2 separate regions of the Mus musculus genome follow, and region 2 is linked to region 1. The links are chromatin contacts, found by Hi-C or POLR2A ChIA-PET in ENCODE. All regions are on one chromosome and are shown on one strand. The core of a region is the stretch at or near the end of the contact, and the rest is flanking DNA. Distances in the headings are between cores, read along the strand shown. Region 1 holds the start of Scarb2 (scavenger receptor class B, member 2). Region 2 holds the start of Stbd1 (starch binding domain 1).

What was found. Hi-C counts contacts between places; a loop is a spot of excess contacts on that map. ChIA-PET counts read pairs that join two places held with the same protein, here RNA polymerase II (POLR2A).
Region 2: a loop to region 1 is called in a map of left cerebral cortex, with 4 times the contacts of the local background. The contact joins the promoter of Stbd1 here to the promoter of Scarb2 in region 1. A Hi-C loop is called at or near these places in 6 of 37 maps with a recorded cell type or tissue (adrenal gland, gastrocnemius, heart and 1 more). POLR2A ChIA-PET finds 5 or more read pairs at or near these places in 1 of 5 experiments (Patski).

What each region holds. Positions count from the first base shown.
Region 1 is chr5:92,502,929-92,509,921 of GRCm38, reverse strand. Scarb2 (scavenger receptor class B, member 2) reads left to right here and starts at 4,265. Exons shown (of 12, transcript NM_007644.4): 1 at 4,265-4,730. The coding sequence starts at 4,614.
Region 2 is chr5:92,599,090-92,605,722 of GRCm38, reverse strand. It overlaps Stbd1 (starch binding domain 1), which reads right to left and starts at 2,672. Exons shown (of 2, transcript NM_175096.3): 1 at 2,386-2,672; 2 at 1-841. The coding sequence starts at 2,614. The coding sequence ends at 54.

The DNA.
Region 1 (6,993 bases), core at 3,016-5,515:
AGGAATCTTCAATAAAGAGCAAGACTGACTGACAGTAACACCGTGCCAGTGTATTCACGGGGTTACTTAAGAGCATGTTGCTTTGTTGGGTGTAGCTCTGTGGTTCAGTGAGGCCTGGGGTATATAATAAATGCTTACAGTAAACACATGACTCCTTTCAACAGAGAGATAGACAGTGACTATGTGACTAACCCTGAGTGCTACCTCAATCTTTTCGATTTAACATGGAACCTGAAAGGTGCAAGGATCCTTAGTTCCAGGACAGTCTGGGCTATCCAGCAGGTTACAGACCTGTCTAGGCTACAAGTGATACCTGCCCTGCCGGCCCAACCCCCAAAGTTAAAATAGTAATTGAAAAAGTTCTCTTCCTACTCTCACCACCATTTCTGCCTAACCATCTCTTCTTGGAGTCTGGGGAGAAAATTCTTCACTTCTGAGTCCTGAATTGTGGGACATCAAGAAGCACTAGTGGTTATTCATTCTTAAGTGTCCTTGTTCTCCTTGGATACAGTTTTCTGATTTTATGTATGGAGAAGTCACGTCAGCCTGCTCATCAAAGGGTGCTAACCTTGACCCAAGCACCTGCCTTTCCTGGGGCCATTTGCTTGCATGCCTAGAGACGAGGGTGGTGCCCCATCTGCAGGTGACGTGATTCTATGGCAATTAAAATAATAGCTTCATTAGTGGTACAGGCAAATCCATTGACCAGAAATGAGGAAGTCCCAAGGAGTATTGAGAAACTGATTCGAACCTGGCCAAAAGTTCACTGCCACATGGAAAATAAGGAACCAAACAGAAGGGCATTCAGGCCAGGTTGTGCCGGCACTGGTGTAAGACGGAAATCACCGTTATTTCGGGAACACATGTTGCTTTTAAAAACCTGCTGCTATCTTCTGTAACTAGGATATTCTTCTTCTGTCATTGTGCTCAGTATATTTTAAAAAATGCTGGTCTGGTCAGCTGTGCTAAGAGGAAGTAAGTTTTTTGTTTTTTTGGTTTTTTTTTTTTTTTTTTGTCTAGCCAGAGATTTAAAGGGGAAGTAGACAGAAGAAATAGCAAAAGAGCCTCACTGGGGAGGGAAACAGAGGACAGGACACTAAGATGCTCTCAAAGCTGCCTCTATCTCCCTATCTACACAGTCTGTCGCTATTCCAGTGACTCAAATAGAGACAAGAAGGGACCTCAAGCGTATGACACCATTGTGTACAGCTGTGATCACAACACTGGGAAAACCGAGACAGGAAGATCAGGACTCTGAGCCCGGCTGGGGCTACACAGTAAGAGCATCTCAAACACCAAACACAAACAAAGCAAGGTGGACCTTAATGTTCTAGGTGTGGTGGCCCATAACTGTGATCCCAGTTCCCAGGAGACTAAGATGGAGTGGGGTTGGGGGTAGGATAGCTACAGTAAATTCAAGACCACCAGCTGACACGTCAGCATGGATGGGAGGAATCTTACAAGGTCCTAACCCTAGACAAAGAGCTAAAGGCAATTAATGACTGACGAGAGTCATTAGTTTCCCAGGGATGATGGCACTAAATGGTTATCTACTACCATGTGGTCAGTCCTATAAGCAATGTTAAATGGACTCTGGGTTGTGTTTATATGGTTATTCACATATATGTGATAGTAATTTTAAAAGGCCATGACTTTGGGGAGGGGTGCAGGAGGGGTTAAGAGAGGAGAGTGAGAGAAATGATATAATATTACACACATTTATGAACTTGAAGAAGGTGCTGTGCTGGAATTAGGGATCAGGGCTGGAATGGGTGGTAGCTGTCTATGGAGTTTGTACTCCAGGATGAACCAGCCAATGGTATTTGATTTAGAAGTCAGAGGTGGGGACAGGAGTCCAGTGAGCAACCTGTGAGTGACAAGCATCGAAGGTTACTTAGAAAAGCCTTTTCCTAGTTAACGAATGAAAAGATACTGGGATTGCAGCAAAAGCCCAACCCCTGCTTGAAAATGGGGGCCTAGCATGTCCCCTGAAACAGACTGGGACACCGGGCAGAGCAGCTGATAGGCAGAGGCAGGAGCTTCAGAAGTTCCAGGTCATCCTTCTACATTTGAGTTCCAGGCCAGCCCAGGATACAGGAGACTGTCTCTTTCAAAAAAGACAGAGAATCCGAAGCAGCTGTCATATTCTATTGGTCTAACAAATCACTATAGCCATTATAAATCAAAGGTTTAGCTGGGCAGTGGTGGCGCACGCCTTTAATCCTAGCACTTGGGAGGCAGAGGCAGGTGGATTTTTGAGTTTGAGGCCAGCCTGGTCTACAGAGTGAGTTCCAGGACAGCCAGGACTACACAGAGAAATCCTGTCTGGAAAAAAGAAAAGAAAAGAAAAGAAAAGAAAAGAAAAGAAAAGAAAAGGCCCTGGGTTTGATTCCCCAGCACATCAGAAACCCATGTTGTCAGCACTGGACAAGTAGAAGCAAGATCACAAGGTCATCATCTTCCTACATAGCAACATGGAGGCTAGGCTACACGAAGCTCTGTGTTAAAATTGAAAAAATCGATAAAGGGAAAAAAAAACCAGCAGAGTAAAATAAAATCTAAAAGAAAATGTGAGAGAGAGAGAGAGAGAGAGAGAGAGAGAGAGAGAGAGAGAGAGAGAAGAGGTATGTGCATGGAACCTACACGCATCTATCCTTATTCTTTAGTTTAGGTCACTTACAATCCTTAATACAAAGTAATAACATGGACACCACCACTGTTTGGAAATTATGACGAGGAGAAGAAGAAGAAGAAGAAGAAGAAGAAGAAGAAGAAGAAGAAGAAGAAGAAGAAGAAGAAGAAGAGGAGGAGGAGGAGGAGGAGGAGGAGGAGGAGGAGGAGGAGGAGGAGGAGGAGGAGGAGGAGGAAGGAGGAGGAGGAGAGGGAGAGGGAGAGGGAGAGGGAGAGGGAGAGGAGAGAGAGAAATCTGTGCAGGTGCAATTGTCCTGAGTCTAACTAACTATGTAGTACACCAGCAACAGTGTAACTTTCATCTAAATTCATTTTTTTCATTGCACATACCTCCCCCCCCCCATTTTCTTTTAGATTTTATTTTACTCTGCTGGGTTTTTTCCTTTATCTATTTTTTCAATTTTAAGACAGAGCTTCTTTTGTGTGCTTCTATTTTGCTTGTTTTCTTTCCTCTTTTGAGACAAGGTCTCCCTCTATGGTACAGGCTGCCTCCAGTGTCACGATTATTTGAGTGTTTTCCATCCTGGTGGGCTGACTCCTTAATGATAAGGACACTGGCCTGGCCAAGAAAATGTCAGTTCAGATCTTCCCCTGCAGATGGCATTAGTGACTGATGAGCCTCTCAGCTGTTGAACACGACTGAAATCTATCCCAAGCTGGTAAAGACTAACTTCTCAAGGTTGCTCCCAGTCCGCTGATTAAGCACAACAGGGATATTTAAGGCAGGTCTACATCTGAGATATGTCAGAATTTGGGGACATGCCAGTTTGCCTCAAGGACTACTCTCTCCCCACGGCTTTGCTGAACTTGTAGGTATTACTTTGCACCCAGCTTCCCTACTTGCCTTTTCCCATTAACGAAATCACACCCCACCCCCCACATCCCAACTCCAGTTCCTCTTACAACCTGTACAGCACTTCTTTCTGCTTCATAATAGGGCTGCCGCGTGTTTGTGTGTCTGTATGTGTGTGCCAGTCACGGAACTAACCCTTATTCAACTGATGATGACAAAATAGACAACAAACACCTGCTCTACTTGACTTGCTTCTCTGTTAACGCCCTTTATCAGGACACAGAGCCTTTCAAAATCTGATCTCCGAGGGCTTGGCACCACAAACCCTACAGCATAAGGCCTAGACTACTCAACAGTTAACTCCCTTGCCTTCAGTCTGCGGAGGCAAACGCCTCCTCCTCACTTTCTTGAGGACACACTCTGACTTATTCCTGAAGACCCAGTTCAACCCAACAAGGCTCTGCAGGTACAAATCAGGCACAAGTCAGCAGGCACCTTGTAAAAGCATTAGTTACATTGTACTTAAATCTTCCAAGGAACTCGGGAGATCCTCTGGAGTAAGGGAAACCGCGCGTCCAGCCGGGGTTCCCCATGCTTGGCCCACCGTGGGCCCTCAGCAGAGATCTGAAGGAGAAAGAAAGCGGCAGAGCGAATGGGGAAGGGCGATTTCAGTTCCCTGGATGACCGCGCCGCCTGCAGGGAGAGGATGCAGGCGCAACCCCGCCGAATCGCAGGGGCCGCTGCAGGGCACATGACTGAAGGCCTCCGCCCGGCCCCTCCCGCTTCCCGGCGCAGTCGCCAGCCGTCACCATCACCGCCGCCGCGGCTTGCTGGCGAGCCCCACCAGCCCGCGTCACCGCTCTGCGCGCTCCCTGCACCTCCCTGGCTGCAGCAGCCGGAGAAAACGAAAGCCAGGCGGCCCCGGCACTCGCGATCGCACCGGCTCTGCTGCTCATTCCGGTATCTACTCCAGGGCTGTGCGCACTGCGCGGGCAGCGGCTGAACACGCACGGAGAAGGTGCGGGAGCCGCAGGGGCCCCGGGCTTTGGGCGGCTGCTGCTCGGCCTTGGCGGAGGCTTGTTCCAGCTCGCCGTTCGGTCCCAGGCCTGGCCGGTGAGCTGCGCGCAGTATGGGCAGATGCTGCTTCTACACGGCGGGGACGCTGTCTCTGCTGCTGCTGGTGACCAGCGTCACGCTGCTAGTGGCTCGAGTCTTTCAGAAGGCGGTAGACCAGACGATCGAGAAGGTGAGGCAGGCTAGTGTGTGTGTGTGTGTGTGTGTGTGTGTGTGTGTGTGGTGTCTTTCTAGGCCACCCTCCCATTGCGGACCCTGTGTGGGGAGAGTTGCGTTGGCGCCGAGCCTGCAGAACACAGCTCTTGTTTGCCTCCCCGGGTTGGCAGGATGTGGAGACTTGAGGTGACTCTTCCTTTTAAATAACCTGTAAGTCTACAGATCTCGACTTTGTAGAAAAGCCTTGCGTTTCCGTTCTATCCTTAGCAATTCTCCACACCCCTCTACGCACCCGGTCTATGTTGAGCCCTGTTTCCCTCGCACTTGACAAAGAAATAGAAATGCGTAAAAGCACCGCAGAAGAGGCTGGCTTTGTAGGCTTGCCCGCGCAGCCTTTGAAACGGAGTGAGCCTGGGGATGAGAAGTGGGTGAGAGGTCTATTGTGTTCTCCTTCCTGGGCTGGACAGGGTAGGGTAGGGTAGGGCAGGGCAGGGCAGGGCAGGGCAGGGCAGAGCAGATGGCAAACAGTCTAGGCTTTAGGAATGGGTGACATTTTATCCATTGCAGTTAGTGCTTAGCGGCTCTGTGTCTCGCAGACAGCCCTGTCTCTGTTTCATACTTGTGCTCATCAGCCATTACTTGGGTAATTAACGAATTTGGACCTGTCTCCCAGGGTGTTTGATGGGGCCTGAAAACTGGTCATGTGGAAGACTTCTCCATCCTGGGGCCACCCTGGTCACTTTTTTCTTTTACCCTTTCACCCACATTCACCAGGCACGGTGGAAAGAGGAACTGGAGAGAGTTACTAGGGTCACCTTTTCCTTTAAAAATAAAGAGCTAAACAAATGAGTCACTGGGGTAGCCTTTCTCATTAGCATCATTCTTATGCATAATGTCTCGCTGATCTCTGTTGCTGTCTCCCAGGTACAAAAGCTTAGGCTTGAGAGTCTGCTTGGAGTCACTGTATTCCAGATTAATAAAATTAGTTGCCTTATTCCAAATGCCAATAGATGATGTCCCTAAATAGAGATTCGCAGTAGTAACCAGTTACTTGGAGTCTGGCAATTAAAGATTTTTTTTTTAAGTGTCAAGGCAAAGCCTTATTCAAGCCTTAATGAGATGGCATTGCCAAGAGAAGACCAAGCCTACTGTGTGAGCTTCTCAAAGACCATTGTTGCCCTGATTGTGTGTGTTCAAGGAGAAAAACAAGCCCTTTAAACTCTTGCTTTGGTAGCGTGAGTAAGGAATACAACAGTCAGAATATGATTTGTGGATCCACTTGTGTGTGTGAGTGTGTGTGTGTGTGTGTGTGTGTGTGTGTGCATGTGTCTGGGTGTTTTTGGGGCGGGGGGATCTGGTAAGATAAAGGTTTCTCCTAGCACCTCAGCCATAAACACCGATTCTTGTGAATTCGTTTTTATTCAGGGAGGGGTATCTATCTGGGAAGTAGCGTCCCAGGACCTGAGTTTCTGTTGGCCACAAGTGCTTTTCTTCCTGGGAAGAAACTGACTGATAAGTTATAGCACAACACCAGACTTACAGAACTGCCGGGCCTGAGCTGCAGAGCGGGTGCACCACGGGATGTCTGATAGGAAGGAAATAGATTCATTTCAGCAGATGGAATGGGGATGCTGTAAGTGAACCTGAGGCTACCAGTGTGCACTTTCCTCGGAAACCAGTAGGGTCATCCCAAACAGAGAGAAAGACCAAGAGGACTTTACAGATGAGAAGGGCAGGGAATGAATGTTGGCTCCATGCTCCTGATGAGAAGCCCGGGACTACTTGTGGGATCTTTTCGTTTTCCTTTTGAGATAGAGTGTCATTATGTAGCCCAGGCTGGTCCTTGAACACACAGCTCTTGTCTCAGACTCCCAGGTGCTAGGATTGATCACAAGCATGTACCATGACACCTGGTTCTATCATCTTTTTCCAAGGAAAAGAGTATGCTTTCCCTCCTGGGCTATTGTCAGTGTTTAATGATATGATCGCCACTTTGTTTTTATTAGAAGCCAGTGAGTCTGAGAGCAGGAATCAGACATCTTGTGTTCAGATCCTAAATATACCACTCTGCAGCTTCAACTTTGAGCAAGTTACTTAACTTCTCTAAGCCCCGATTTCTTTTCTTGTGAAAGTGGGAATGGGAAGTGTGATCCGCCATCTTAGCCACTCAGTTGTGTTTCTATGAAGCTCCTGGGCTTTAAGCTTTGGGTCTCATGCTCACACAAGCCTTTCCAAAGCCCTGTGTTTAATTTTATGCCCAAGTTTTCCCTCCTACAAAG
Region 2 (6,633 bases), core at 1,423-3,922, 97 kb before region 1:
CCTTAGCCTTGTCCACATTCTGCTGCAGCCTCTTGGATGCTCTGAAAACTGAGTCAGTGAATCCCCCACCACCCATGAACCACTTTATCCTCATGGCCAGTCTGCAGGAATCTATTGCTGCATTCTTCCCAACGAGTAACTTCCTTATTCTCTACCAACACGAACTTCCACTCCACCACTGTGTCTGCAGGCAGGAAGACAGAATGAGACCAGAGCCCGTCTTTGCAGTAGTGGAGTGGGATGTATGTGTTCCATCTCCCAAGGCTCTCATGGTCTCCAGTCACTGCAATGAACTGCACATCGGTGTTTGTGGTGTAGTGCACCTGGAACTGGATGCTGACCTGTTGAGGTTTCAGAGATGCCACTTTCCCATCTACTTCCCAGCCTCTTCCTCCCACAAGACTGTTTGTGCTGTCGTCCATTCTCTGATTTAGACTTAACCTAGAAGCCTCAAGACTGCCACCCAAACCAACACTCCCCCAAGATGAGTGCCTAGACACCACTTCCCAGTCCTCGTGGCCTGCCTGGTCCTGACTGACTGCTTTAGCTCTGTCCACAAGCAGGCTGCTGGAGGGCAGCTTTGCGGCCACACTGCCAGCTACTTTGACAGCTGTTTCTTGTCCTTTGGGGAGTCTCCATTCTCCTCCATGAGATCCTGGGCTTTGATTTCTTGCCGCTTCAGAGTCGGCCCTGGAGTGTGTGTCTGGAATCTTCCCAACAGGAACAAACTCTCTGGCATTGACCCAGTCTGCTCCAACATTCTGCAGCCGCTGTGCTTCCGGCAGGTTACCAAGATCTTTGCTCTCAGAAATCAAATGTCCGTTGCTTTCTCGAAGATGCTCTAAGAAAGGAAAGGGCAGTAACATTAGGTGGTTCACAAAGGAAGACGCAGAAAACTTTTGCTCTTGTCTTTATTTCTATGTACAGTTCAAGGCTCTGTTTTAAAAAAAGCAAGTACCTATTTGAACATTCCCAACACTGCTCTAAGAGCACACATGTAGAGCCAACGATCAAAAGCACACTTGGGGAGTCTCAGCACACACCATGAGAGAGAATGAAGTGGCAAGTTGCAAAGTCTCCCACAGTCCAGACCATGTTGGCAGGTATCCAAAGTTAAGTCACTTGGCTCCTGTCATTTAAAGAAAAGAAGAAAAAAAAATGCTGTCCAAGGGTTGGGGCAGGAGCTTAGCACAAGGCCCAGCCTCACATGCTGGTGGCTTCTATAGAACAAAGGATTACATGGCTACCCTGCACCTGAGAGTACACCTGAACTCCCTGGCAGTGAATACAAGACGGGCCAGCTCCAGCTAACTGGAAAGCATAGCAGTCAGTGTGAAGAAAACCGAGAACAAGACTGAGTGGAGCTGGGGGGGGGGGGTGTGGTGGGGGTGGGGAGGGCTTGAGGGAAAAGTAATGTCTTCAACAAGCACAAGATTTTCCCATCCCACCCACCCTCCTTAATAAGTACATACAGTTATAAAAACTATTCTTAAAAGTATACTATCCAAGTTCTCTAAAACCCTGGCTTCATTCCTGGCGACCTCTCCTAGAAGCCTGACCGCCCTAAAACCATAAATCAGCAGGGGTTAGGAGAACTCTGCGCTACATGTTTGCCTCTTTTTAATGATGACCTTCAAAGTGAGATGTCAGCAAATATTACTCTGGAGTCCTAATTTTCTGAAGAACCTTTTATCAAAACCCAGCCGTGGGAAAGATTTTCACGTAGTAGCTACAAATGACCACCACTAAAAATAAGTTCTGCCAGGCAGCTGGGCAAAGGGCACAGGAGGTAAGGGTTTGTGCCAGTGCACACTGATTGCCTGATGCAGGGTCTCTAAAATGTAGATTTAAACTTAGGTGACAATTCTCATCAGAGTTCGATTCCCTAGTAGGCCACCACTTGTTCACACGCCAGCACAAAGCCTCAGCTACAGTGGCCTTCATGACCTAAGTCTAAGCTGAATTTTACTTTCCTGAAAAAGCTGCCCAGATAGTAGGAAGTGAGTGTTCATAAGCCCCAGATCTAAGGAGGGGTGTGGTATGTCAGCGACTGGGACTCAGAAGATGTCCCTCTCAGCTTCAGCAGGAACTGAAGAGTTGTGAGATGCCCCCCCCCCCCCAAGCCATCCTCGTACACTGCTCCAAGTGCGGCCAGGCGGAGGAGCCTGTGCCCGCTGAGGCGGCAGAAGCTGGGCGCGGCCTCTGGAGGACCCGCGTGGCCTCTCCAGGACAGGACAACCCCAGAACGCGATGAGGGCTGAAGAAGGTTCAGTCCGAGGTCGGGGAAGGTGGTCCACCAGAACCCACCCGCATGGCTCCAAGTGCCTTTCGTTTCCCCTTCCCCGGAGAACTTCAAAACAACTAGCTCGAGGGGAGGAAGAATACCTGCTTTGGAGACCAGCTCCCGATCGGAAGGTTCAGGGCTCAGGCCGCCACTGCCACCACCACCCGGACCGTCTCCCGGGGCCGCAGCCTCCCCAGGAGGTGCGCCCTTCTGCGGCGGCTCCGCAACCCCGTCTTTCCCCGGGGCCCCAGAGTCTCCCCGCAGCAGCCACAGGATGAGCGCTCCAGCTAGACCCCCGCCGACCAGCAGGGCTGACCAGACGGCGCCCATGGCTGAGAGAGGCTGAGGGAGACTACGAGCCCCAGTGCAGGGCTCCGCTCACCCGAACGGCCACACCCACCCCGCCCGCCCCATCCTTTTAAGGTTCTTGGCCGCCAGCCCAGCCTTCCACGGCCGCCGCGAATTTTCCTGGCCCCGCCTCCCGCCCCGCTCGCCCCGCCCCGCAACCCGGCTCTCGCCCACTCCCATCACCGCTGCCGGCCCTTCCACACCTGGTCCCGCTCCACTTTATCCCACGCCAGAAGAGCCCGGTTACGCACAGCTCCGAGCCAGGAGATGGGCGCCCGGAGCTCTGAGGCCGGAGAAGGCTCTCACTGGACGGTTAGCACAATTAGGGGTGGAGAGAGTAAGGATCGTGGGGAGGGCGCAGGGGCTTAGGGGAAGCTCCAATCCATCCCCAGCTTTCTCAAATCTCTACATAAAGGCCCACCACCTCCGCCAATCTTGTTCGCCTTTACCTCTGGGACCTCCTACACTCTTTTTTTTAAAAAAAGGTTCTAGACTAGCCTAGAAGTCTTTCCGTACCCCAGGCTGCCTCAAACTCGAAATTCTCTCCCGTTTCCAGTGGGGAGTTACAGGCTCTGGCGCTCTCTCTCTCTCTCTCTCTCTCTCTTCCTCTCTCTCTCTCTCTCTTCCTCTCTCTCTCTCTCTCTCTCTTCCTCTCTCTCTCTCTCTCTCTCTTCCTCTCTCTCTCTCTCTTCCTCTCTCTCTCTCTCTCTCTCTCTCTCTCTCTCTCTCTCTCTCTCTCTCTCGCCACGCGTGTTGCTGCACACCCACCCACCCAGCTGAACTGGATGTTGCCCAGACACGGAGCCCCTACAAGTAAATATTAATAAAGCAGCAACCCTTTATCAAAGCATCATATAGTCAAAGTGTTTTGTGTATGAACTTAAATTGGTCCTCACACAACAGAAATCCTGTGAAGGAAGGACCACACTGCTGTGCTGATGTGCACACTACTCAGGGTAAAGAGCCGGGTGTTTTACCTGGAGTCTTTCCTTTAAACACATACATCCTGTTGCTGAGGCCACAGCTGGAAAGTATATGCCTTGCAATTATTGCTAACATGGCTCCCTCTGGGAGGATCAATCACTCAACAGTGCACCTCGCTGGATCACTGAGATCACAAGAGATCACACATCTCCTGAGAGAGACTTCCTGGTGGGTTGCTCCTCTCTTGGCATAGGCTGCAACTGGTAGAGAGGTGGAGAACAGAGCAATACTGACTCCTGTTTTATTATTAAATTATTTAACTTTCAAATAGACTGTTGCTATACCTGTAGATCAGAGCATCACTCAGCCCTCCTCAGAGAAGCTGCTTCCTGCAGTAGAGGGGAACTAGCACAGAGACCCACAACTGGACCGTGTGGAGAGAGAGACTTTGGAGCTTTCAGTCCTAAATGGGATGACTTTTTTAAATTATCCCCTAAAGGCTCAGGGATCTAAGTGGAAGAGGAGGTGGATGGTGGAAGAAGGAAGCCAGGGGTAGTGGATAACTCCACCGAGACAGTGTCTGGCAGATACAACGGGACTCGAAACACTTACGCACTCACAGAGATTGTAACGACTTGAAAAACACCTGCAGAAGCCCAAACCAGAGAGAATCCCAGCACTGAAGGCAGTGGGGGGAGTGAGCACCAAGTCCCACCCCTGACCAAGAAGCCACTTGCAATTGCTGCCTGCTGGAAGGGGAAAATCCATTTTCTCCAATGGAGTCTCACTGGGTATATCAGCCACATTCTAGGAGTAGATGGTTGACACACACAAGCTCCAGGTTTCATTTGGGGATTTGTGTGTGTGTGTATACTTTTTGTTTTGTTTGATTTGGGGGTTTTTTTTTTTTGGTCTTATTAATTTTCTTTTTTTAAGTTTGTGTTTCTATATTCATTTTGGTTTTTGTTTGTTTGTTTGTTTGTTTGTTTTGTTGTTGTTTTTTTGTTTTGTTTTGTTTTTGAGAAGGGGGAGACATGAAGTTGGGTGGGTAAGAAGACAGGGAGGTTCTGGGATGAGCTGAAAGGGAGGAAAGAATATGATCAAAGTATACTTAAGATTAATTTAAAATTTTAAAGAATTTAAGATCCAAGCAAAGAAGTTACATAGATAGTCAGAAAAATGTAGATGACAGAGAGGTAGAAGAGGAGAGACACACAGATAATATAGAGAAGCATAATAAGAAGAGAAAGGATGGGTTGGAGAGATGGCTCAGCAGTTAAGAGCACCGACTGCTCTTCCAGAGGTCCCAACTTCAATTCCCAGCAACCACACGGTGGCTCACAACCATCTGTAATGGTGTCTGTCTTCTGGTGTGTCTGAAGAGTGTAATGGTGGTATACTCATATGTATAAAATAAATGAATAAATAAATCTTTTTTTTAATTTATATTTTTGTTTTTCAAGACAGGGTTTCTCTGTAGCCCTGGCTGTCCTGGAACTCACTTTGTAGACCAGGCTGGCCTCGAACTCAGAAATCTGCCTGCCTCTGCCTCCCAAGTACTGGAATTAAAGGCGTGCACCACCATGCCCAGCATAAATAAATCTTTAAAAAAAAAAAAAAAAAGAAGAGGAGAAAGGATGAGCTACCTGACAAACACATCCAATCAAACTCACTCAGGTGAAGACATCACTACAGCTATACTGAGTCACAAGCCCCTACATGATGCCTGTCTTCAAACTAGAGGCTAATAGAGCCAACTGCAACCATGTCAGACCTTCATGGAAGACTGCCCAATGACCCTGCATCTCACAGCAAAAGCCTGCCCTCCTGACCTCTCGGCCCCGCCCTCGCTGGCTCTTTCCATCCACAGTGGCTTTCTTAACTTATACAGATCCCCACGTGCCTTGCAAGCACTACAGACATAGAACGTGGTATGATCTTTGTCAACTCTATTTCATGTCTTTAATTAGAGATCTAACGGTGAACTTGGGTTCACCATATACAGTTTGGAATATCCAAACCATAGCGCATACCTTCCATTATAATCCAGTGAGCATAAACCCATGGTTTCCTTGAGTTCTGTGAATTCATGATTCCCAAAAAGAAGATAGGTAGGTGGATAGTCAGAAAGATATAGATGAAAGAAAATTAGAATGATGTTTCCTTGAATTCTAGCAAATCATGAAACCCAAGGAAATGGTTGTTGGATCCTGGAAGTTCATCAGCCAATAGAAGCAGAAAACTCATGAACTTGCGATTGATTGTTGAAATGGGGAGAATCTTAAACTGAGTTCTTTAACGTATGAGATCAAAACTGACTCGGGGTAGAGTGTCAGAACTGTGTTAAAAGGGAGGACATCGAGTTGATATCCTGTGAATTTAAGAATTGCTTAGTGTGCAAAACCTCTCCCTACTTACCAGCTCTCTCCCTGGAGAGAGGTGTTTAAGAGTGGGACAGAGTAAACCTCCCTTTCCACCACCCTCTGTGTTATTGGTTTCAGTGTCTGTACCCTGTTCGAACCTCATCTGAGTACCTCCGTCTATTTAGGCTCCACTGCACTCTGCAACTCTTCTTGGCTTAACCCTGCTCAAAGTCTTCCCTAAAGCTTGGCAGTGCTCCCCGCGGCTCAGAATTCCACTCAGAGCCTCCCCAGACCCCAGGGCCCAGAGGCTCTGGCTATACCAAATCCTGGTGGTGCCTAAACCGTGTTCACATTTCAACACATAACCTTTTAGAAGTATGTGAATTTGGATGCATGACATCATGGTTGCCTTCCGGGAATATTCCAGCATAGCAGACGAGCTGCTGGTTCCAACTCCTCTCTCTCCAAGCCCTGGCTCTCTGGGAATGTACCACAGCACCTGTGCGTTTCTGTCAAACTCTGCGCCTGTGTCTCCCTCCACATGACATTCTCCACAGGCAAACACCCTCTCTGCAGATCGGTCACGTTGGCGCCTCCCGGCCTCGGGTTTCATAGAGACATTTTCTAACTGCAACTGTTTGCAAACCTCTGACTCATCTTGGCACCTGGACGGACTCCAGGCTGAGCTACTTGGTAATGATGAAACCTTTAGAA